Linked DNA regions of Homo sapiens: region 2 is linked to region 1. A link is a loop called in an ENCODE intact Hi-C map of the cell type or tissue named here. Cell type or tissue: K562. All regions are shown on one strand. Links, peaks and the distances in the headings refer to the core of each region. The heading gives the core; the rest is flanking DNA. Region 1 overlaps BOC (BOC cell adhesion associated, oncogene regulated). Region 2 overlaps NEPRO-AS1 (NEPRO antisense RNA 1).

Region 1 (4,401 bases), core at 120-4,119:
GGGCATCGAGGGTGGCTGGCCACTTTCCTTCACTGCTGAAGGCCCAGTAGGTCTGTGGGATGTCCAAGTGGGTTCTACTGCAACATGATAAGCTGCGGTCCTCAGCCTCTGAGAAAAAGGCTATTTCTCCATTTCAGAGAAAAAAGCCCTTTTTGGTCTGTGCATTTCAAGGCCATTCACAAATTCCATTTGCTGCTCATCACACTAAGAGGCATTCTCTAATCACTCTGAAATGCCTTGCTTTGTTGAGGCTTGTCTCTTAATTAAGGAATAAGGTTGCCTCAATCATTAAGGAGCCAAATTCTTACAAACATCATCATCATAACTCTTTGTACTTCCACGGAACTTTTTCTCCAAGGAGTTTTGGGCCATTCACGCTAAGCCCATCCCATTGTCTTCCTCCATGCTAGTCTCCTTAGAAATCAGTGGATACTTGGTGAGGGCACCAAGTATCCACTAACGTTTCTTAGCTTCTCTGTGTGTGTGCCCATTCATAGGCAGATCCTGGACTCTGTCTCTAGGAGATTAAATTTAAAAGATGCTGGGTCCTAAAGCTCGACCCAGCATCATTTAAACTGGACCGTGTCAATCTGGGGGGACTGGATTGTGAGTGGGATGATTGTAACCAGAAGCCATAGCAAAGGGTGGACTAGCCGCCTAAACATAGAAAGAGCAGGGCTTCCTTCTGCGTTTCACGGGCTGCACTGACTTCATCTGCTCCTGTGGTGTGGGCTCAGTGCGGGAGTCTCTACAGTCCCAGCATGAGTGGGAAATGGGTGGCAAGTGGCCCTCCCTGTTTTGATGAGAGACCTTGGAGGGAACAGAAGTGCCCTTGTCTCGGTTGTAGGTTTCTGTCCCCTTTCCAGAGCCAGTGTAACCACCTCCACCACAGATAGAGATTGGCCCAGTGTCACTGGGTGTTGGCTCCTCGGTCAATCTGGATTTTAATGGTTCCTACTCTTTCTCCCCTCAGGGCCCCCATGCTGCTTGGGCCTTGTGCCAGTTGAAGAGGTGGACAGTCCTGACTCCTGCCAAGTGAGTGGAGGAGACTGGTGTCCCCAGCACCCCGTAGGGGCCTACGTAGGACAGGAACCTGGAATGCAGCTCTCCCCGGGGCCACTGGTGCGTGTGTCTTTTGAAACACCACCTCTCACAATTTAGGCAGAAGCTGATATCCCAGAAAGACTATATATTGTTTTTTTTTTAAAAAAAAAAAGAAGAAAAAAGAGACAGAGAAAATTGGTATTTATTTTTCTATTATAGCCATATTTATATATTTATGCACTTGTAAATAAATGTATATGTTTTATAATTCTGGAGAGACATAAGGAGTCCTACCCGTTGAGGTTGGAGAGGGAAAATAAAGAAGCTGCCACCTAACAGGAGTCACCCAGGAAAGCACCGCACAGGCTGGCGCGGGACAGACTCCTAACCTGGGGCCTCTGCAGTGGCAGGCGAGGCTGCAGGAGGCCCACAGATAAGCTGGCAAGAGGAAGGATCCCAGGCACATGGTTCATCACGAGCATGAGGGAACAGCAAGGGGCACGGTATCACAGCCTGGAGACACCCACACAGATGGCTGGATCCGGTGCTACGGGAAACATTTTCCTAAGATGCCCATGAGAACAGACCAAGATGTGTACAGCACTATGAGCATTAAAAAACCTTCCAGAATCAATAATCCGTGGCAACATATCTCTGTAAAAACAAACACTGTAACTTCTAAATAAATGTTTAGTCTTCCCTGTAACCTTCAAACTGAGTCATGTGTGAGTCAGCATTTTCTTTACATGTTAGAATTCAGTCTCTGAGTATTTGAAGAAAATACCCACTTACAATATTTTCAGGTCCATCAGAAATGAGATCTGAAAAAGGTAGTAAATGTTTCTCTTTTTTGTTTTTTAAAACAGTGAATGTCAGTTGTGCTTGGATTCATGCAGAACACATTACCGTTTAGTCCACAAGGGAACCGTTGTACAACAGACCAGGAAAAACAGGTTCATAGTTCTCTTACCAACTGGACTTGAGATGAAGTTTAGGTCATATTGAAGAAATAGAACTAATCTTTTTTATATAGGTGTGTGTTGAAGACCAAATATTTTCTCCAAAATACTGTTTAGCTAAGTGCTGTGCCACACATGGACATATGGTGCATAATAAATTCACTTCCCTTCTTTCCAAAGATACACCAACATTGCCAGAGTAGTTGACTCACTAGTTTAAAATCAACATTTACTTACTGTTGTCCAACCAAAGGATCAACCATAGATTCTTTTTTAATTGAAATTTTAAAATCTTTATATGTGGAAGTGGAATTAGATGGAGACTGATGCTTGCAATGAAAGCCTTACTACGCTTTGTGTTTTGGGGCTGGAGAGGGTGGGGGGAGCCTGTATTTTCTAGATTTCTGTAAAATTGAGTTACAGATGAAATGCCACTTGAGACAATCTCGTTAAGTGGGGGGCCAGACCCTGGCTTTTAAACATGAAGAATTTGATAAACAGGGTCCTAGGGAAGAGTCACTCTGACTGTTTAGGGCAAGTGCATCCTCTGCTGGCCAAAATAAGTATAGCACCTGCTATTCCTGACTTCTGCATCCTTTTTCCATCAAGCTCAACGTCAGAGAGAACTTCATGTGGAAGTGCAGCATGGTTTTCAGGAAAGCAGTATTTTAAAAATATTATTTAAAAGGAAGGACTGTAAGGAACAGGTAAATGTTAGGAAATGAGAAGCAGAGCAGGGAAGAGAAGAGAAAAAATAAGATACTGTGATTTCAGACAACCTGGCATCACGGCCCAGAGCTCACTTCTGGGGTGGGTAGGGCTGACGCTCTCAGTCATTGCTTTGCTATCCAGAGGCCCCCCAATCTGAGCTGTAACTCACCTTCTAGCCCCACTGGTTTTTACATTTTTTCCTTTTTCTCCTTGATGATCTAAGGTAGCTGTCAAAATGAAGTCTGGTGAACTTTTCTGAAGTGATAGGTGAAACATCTGCTTTCTGCACAGCACTGGAATCATAGCACTCAATGGATTTAGCTCTAAAGAGAAATTTAGCACATGGCTCACAGACCTCCCTAAGCTGGGGAGCCCGCTGTGGTGGGACAGGCTGGCTGGCAGGCATGAGCAACTCCTTTACTCTGAAGTTGTGACAGAGGGGCTGGACTCTGTGGTTTCTTTTTCTTCCAATGCTGAGATTGATCATCGGTGATACTATGGATGACAGTTCAGAAGAGCCAAGTTATATGAACAATTGACCCACAAGTAACTCAGTGTAGGCTGATTTTTGGCCTTACCCTCAGAGGTGAGGCTGCTCCTCTGGGAGCACAGCAGAAGGCAGGGAAGTGTGCCAGGAGCAGGATAGCTTCCCAGCCACCCTGCCCATGCCACACCCTGCTGGTCTACTTGTGTTTGAAGCTTAACTTCCCAAAGACTCAGATGCTCTAACTTAACTACAGATTTAAGACTAAGCCTGGAATCAAGTTGAAATGAACCTAAAGCTATCAACATATTTTGTCCAATTCAAAATAAAGTAATTCAGTGTTAACTGTCGTCAATTCCCAAACATGCGGAATGAAGCCCTGAATATTGTAGAATTAACTAGTGATTTAGTCCAGCTCAGTTTGGGAATAATTATCCCGATTAGCTTTCCTCTCAGTTGAAATGCACAGCAAGTCCTGATGTGGCTCTTCTGTAGACTGTAGGTCCATTCTTGCTGCAATCAGAATCAGAATCTCAGAATGGGAAGGAACCCATTCTACCAATCCTTCATTTGTCAGATAATAAAATGAGGCCCAGGAAGATAACGTAACTTCTCCTGATTCTCTACAATTACCAAGGGGATGGTATCGCCTCAAGACCTTTCTCAGAGACCAGCCACTCTCTCCAGGCAGCTGCTTCTTGTGGCTGCCAGCTCCCACGAAGGCCCCGGTGACCCCCACCTGGCATTCACACCCTGTTCAGTCCCCTCCCACATCACACAGGGTCAGCCTGTGACCCATATGACAATAGTGACGCTATGTCACTTCTGAGCTTGGGCTGTAAAAGACTGTGGCTCTTGTATACATCATTCTCTCTTGCTGTCTCCCTCACTCTTGGATCACTTGCTCTGGGAGAAGTCATATCCCAAGCGGCCCTATGGAGAGGCCCACATGGCGAGGAACTGAAGCCCTGCCTAATGGCCAAGGGAGTGAATTTGCTAATAGCCCCTCCAGCTCCAGCCAAGCTTCAGATGGCTGCAGCCCCAGCTCCTAGTGTGACTGCAACTCCACGAAAGACCCTGAGCCAGAACACCCGGCCAAGCTGTCCCCAGATTCCTGGACCTCAGAAACCCTCTCACTCCTGGGTGAGATCACAAGTTTGTTGTTTCAAGCTAAGTTTGGGGGTAATTTTTTACCGCAATAAA
Region 2 (4,401 bases), core at 145-4,144, 150 kb before region 1:
AATTGGAAGCTAAGAGTCAGATTGTATAGGGCCTTGAATGCCAAGTTCAGTTGACTTACACACATATAGATGAGGAAGTGGGAGGGAGGTAGCTCCCAAGGTCTCAGAAATCCAGGTGATAGGACTGAAATTATAACATAAAATGGCTCTTTACTTTCAGAATTGTTTCTAGGCCAGTAAGTCATCAATACACCCTAAGAAAATAAATTCATATGGAATTTGCCAAAGTTGTAGAAAGGATACAATCTCTAAATAAAGGGTAGCCCTTTAAGTTGAATCCATTAAGAAAAGTTAAATTATGCTTATTTTTTTCACCATGACCTAGTAAAAATTCTGTCACAACCATTGATACAGCTAAATCCCCTTTATTCCAACTCCAAGCTCCTCAAGGAACCTTGTGAATATCAGATGGAGCTATAGGAGAAGACATAAGAGGCCCCCTTAGTGCATTAGCTGCTACCCTGGTCTTGCACTTTGGTCTCTTGAGAGCCTTGCTAGCATGAATAAGCGTCCTCAAATGGGATCAGCTCTTGGGACACTGGCTAAGTTACATTTCTTTTTTCTTTTTTTTTTTTTTAAGAGACAGGGAGTCACTATGTTGCCCAGGCTGGTCTCAAACTCCTGGGCTCTAGCAATATTCCCATCTCATCCTCCCAAAATTCTGGGATTACAGACATGAGCCACCATGCCTGGCTCAACCAAGTCACATTTTTGAATCTTCAAGTTAAAGACTAAAAACCCTGGACTTGCCTTTGTGAATCCACCAAATGGCTCTTTCCAGACTCTGATTGGGGCAGCTTACCAGCTTTCCCTCTGGGCCTCCTTAAAAAGCACCCAATCATTCAAAATACACACAGTTCTGGGTGATGGAAAAGTTTAATTAATAGACTTATGTGGCTTGCATATGTAAATCACCAAGAAGTAAATATAATTAAAAACTTTACAATAAAAAACTTTAAATATTCATACATTTTTTGATGATTCAAGAACTACATTACCAAAAGACATAACCAGAATATATCAGAACTCTCAAAACGCAACAGAAAACAAATAAACCAATGTAAAAAAATGGGTAATTAAACAGGCACTTAACATAAAAGGATAGCTAGATGATAGTAAGTACACAAAAAGTTTTCAACAATTATTCATTATTAGGGAAATGTCCGTTAAAACTACAATGTGTTACCATTATATATAAAATTAAAAATACTGACAATACCAAGTGCTGACAAGGATGCGGAGCAACTGGAAATCTCATGCATTGCACATGTGAATGCAAAGTAGTAAAGCGACTCTGGACAATGGCTTGGCAATTCCTTAAAACGTTAAACATACACAATGACCCAATAATCCCATCCCTCAGGTTTTTACTGTAGAGAAATGAAAGCTTATGCTCACACAAAAACCTGTACATGCATGTTTATAGCAGCTCTAGTCAGAATCACCAAAAACTTGAAACCAACCACCCAACTATTCTTAAATAAGTAAATGGGTAACAAAACCACATCAGAATCTTACAGTATTTTGGGGGAACATAATGACCAATTAGCATCATGAAGTGGTACCATAGAAGGAAAATGGTCATATTTTTTCCTTCTGCTTATTAAAATTCCAGATAAAGTGAGGGTTCCAGATAAAGTAGGCTCCTTATGTTTATAAGAAAATGTGTAAACATTAGCCACACTGTGAGTTATGAGTGTTTGTGTTGCAGCTAAATGCACAAGTATTGAGCATGGAATGCAGGTTTTGAAAGAGCAGAAGAATAAAGCATATGAGTGGGAGAAGGAAGAGAAAGGCTGCATGCAGAATAAATAAAAGCATCTCTGTTCATCAGTGTTGACTTCAACCTCAGAACCAAAATGAAGCAACTGTATGCATGAGTATATATATGTGTGTGGTCCATGTTCATTTGGAGGGTCAAAAGCCTTTGATTAAAATTTTTTAAATTAAGACTCAGAATCATTCAGTGTTTTTAAAAACTGATCTCCTTAAGGAGAAGAATCCTATGTTTTGATGGACATGAGAATAGACAAACTTAAAGAATTGGGAGAGCAGGAGGCCCTGCCAGAGGAAGGCCTGTCTAAATCCACATACCAGTGCAAGCTGTCTTCGGCTGTCCTACGTACTAAGGGACATAGCTCAGCACAGCCAGTCCCTGTGATGCATCAGCCACTGCATCCGTAAACCAGTGACCACTTCTGAAGCAGCAGAAGTTATTTTGCTGCAAATCTATCTCCAAGATCCAAAATGTGTTTAATCGGGGTGAGCCATTAACTGAATTAAATGAGACATATGTTTACCAGCAGGTGGCAACAGAGGTAATGGTGTCTCCCAAAACGTTAAACTTGCATTATTTTATACGCCAGAAATGGGAATCTTCAAAACTTGATTGGGTCCCAACTTAACTTCACTCTATCTTACATTTGCATTCTGAGATGAAATTATTCAAGCCAAGATATTGTAACCAGAAACATAAATTTTTCTTTTATTAAGCTGATATTGTGCTTCATTTTCTAAGGGTGGCTCCTCCAGGAGTTTGATATTTTTAATTGAAAAATTGGAAAAATAAAACATTATTTATAGCCTCATGAGTTAGACTTATTTGTGGTCAAGGGAGGCTTTTAAAAGGTGAAATAAACACTATTTTCAAATACAGCTGCCTGACATTTAATAGTGGAACGCATATTCTCTTGTGAACAAAGACGAAGCAATTCGACCACTTTTGAATGTCAAAGACATACTAGGTTCCTAACTGACTCTCTTAAACCTTTGTTAATTCTTTTCACATATGAGAAAACCCTTAGGTTTCAATGGAAAAAATAAACATTTTATTCTCACATGATTTCAAAGACTATTGTAACAGGATAGTTTGCTCTAAAGCTCGTGTCCCAGATGGAAGGCATTGTTGCAAGAACATTTTACCCGACTGTCCTGATCCTAGAACTTGTAGAATGCCTGTACTTCTTTCTGTTTCACCAAACTTCCCTGATTGTCTGGCTCCTCTCTTTCGGCATAGGTTCCTGGGCTCCCGTCTAACTCTTAGTCTCATTTCCCATGGTCCCTCTCTTTTCCTGTGGTTTATCACTCCTTTCATTTCCCACAATCTCTCTCTCATAACTGGACTTGGAATACATAATTTAGAAAAATATATACGTAGAAAATAAAAATGTTATTTAGAAAAATAAAACTATTTCTTGCTATATTTTATGATCTTAAATTTAAAGGCTTGTTCAGTTCCATATTTCTAAAAACTAGAAATAATTTACTTGCCAATTATTTAACTTAATTTTTAAATAAGTATGCACATTCATGTGATTCAAAATTTGAAATGTGCAAAAGGGTAGTAAAAAATGTCCCTTCTACTCTTTCTTCTAGCCAGTAGCAACCAATGCTTCAAGTTTCTGATGAATATTTCCAGAGAGATGCATATACCAGCAATTACATATATGTGCAGGGGTGTGTGTATATATATATACATATATATGTGTATATATGTATATATACACACATGCACATATATAAGTGCATATGTGCATATATATGTGTGTGTGTGTGTGTGTGTGTGTGTGTGGATATTCTTTATCTTTCCTGATTCTTACACAAAGGACAAATGATAGCATACGTTACACAAAAGCACCTTGCTTTTTTTTTTTACTTAGCTATTATACATAGCTTGGCAATTATTCCCTATCAATCCAGAGAGAGCTTTCTCTTCCCTTTTTCATAGCCACAGAGTATTGCACTGTACAGATAGTCCATAATTTATTTCAATCTGACCACTACACATACCACTTTGTTTGTTATTAGTTAAATAATTTCTGCTTTTAGTTTCTACTTTCTTTAGGTTTATTATTATCATTCAGTTCTTTTTATTAATTCTTTGAGTCAGATGTTACTTCTTTCATTATCAGTCTTTTTATTATTCTACATATGGAAGACTATGAATTTTCCTCTGAGCACTGCTTTAAATTGCACTCCTTAGGTTCTAGTATATAGTTATTTCTAAATTAGTTTTTGGCACAGAATTGGATTAATCATCATCCTTAATTTATGTTACACTCTCATCATTGGTAAATGCATAGCCATCTTTTGTTTAGTTCTTCCATTTTTTAACATAATTTTTAAAATATGGGCCCATCACCCAATGCGTCTTGACAATAAACTCCATCTACCTATATTGCCCCTCCCATTCCCTCCCTCTGCTTCTGTCCATACTACTCCTCCAACCACCAGAGATAAAGATCATGCTGAATTCTTTTTCATTTCCTTGCTTTCTTTTTCATATAGCTTCATAGCTTCTATCTTCTATCTTTCCTTAAAACATATTTTTATTTTAAATTTAAACATTTTCTTATTTTCTGAATATTAGGTTTGATTTTGATTTTCTTTATGATCCAAGAG

The links. Peaks named below come from ENCODE experiments on the same cell type or tissue, not always from the same donor. Only the 100,000 strongest peaks of a DNase experiment are listed, where the experiment ranks them.
Region 2: it touches region 1 in a loop (11-fold over the local background); 93 of 110 quality-filtered maps call a loop at or near these places.

The regions. Positions count from the first base shown.
Region 1 is chr3:113,285,702-113,290,102 of GRCh38, forward strand. BOC (BOC cell adhesion associated, oncogene regulated) reads left to right here. Exons shown (of 20, transcript NM_001378074.1): 20 at 974-1,758. The coding sequence ends at 1,161. CFAP44 (cilia and flagella associated protein 44) reads right to left here. Exons shown (of 35, transcript NM_001164496.2): 35 at 1,229-4,401. SPICE1-CFAP44 (SPICE1-CFAP44 readthrough (NMD candidate)) reads right to left here. Exons shown (of 52, transcript NR_183050.1): 52 at 1,229-4,401. Among named protein-coding and RNA genes, the nearest start is that of BOC, 76 kb to the left of the region's middle. In K562, for the core only: a CTCF peak has its summit at 2,554 (motif pointing left); DNase peaks (open chromatin) are centred at 1,520, 1,760 and 2,550.
Region 2 is chr3:113,133,967-113,138,367 of GRCh38, forward strand. All of the region lies in intron 1 of NEPRO-AS1 (NEPRO antisense RNA 1), which reads left to right. Among named protein-coding and RNA genes, the nearest start is that of LINC02044, 32 kb to the right of the region's middle. In K562, for the core only: a CTCF peak has its summit at 2,312 (motif pointing right); no DNase peak of the experiment used is centred there.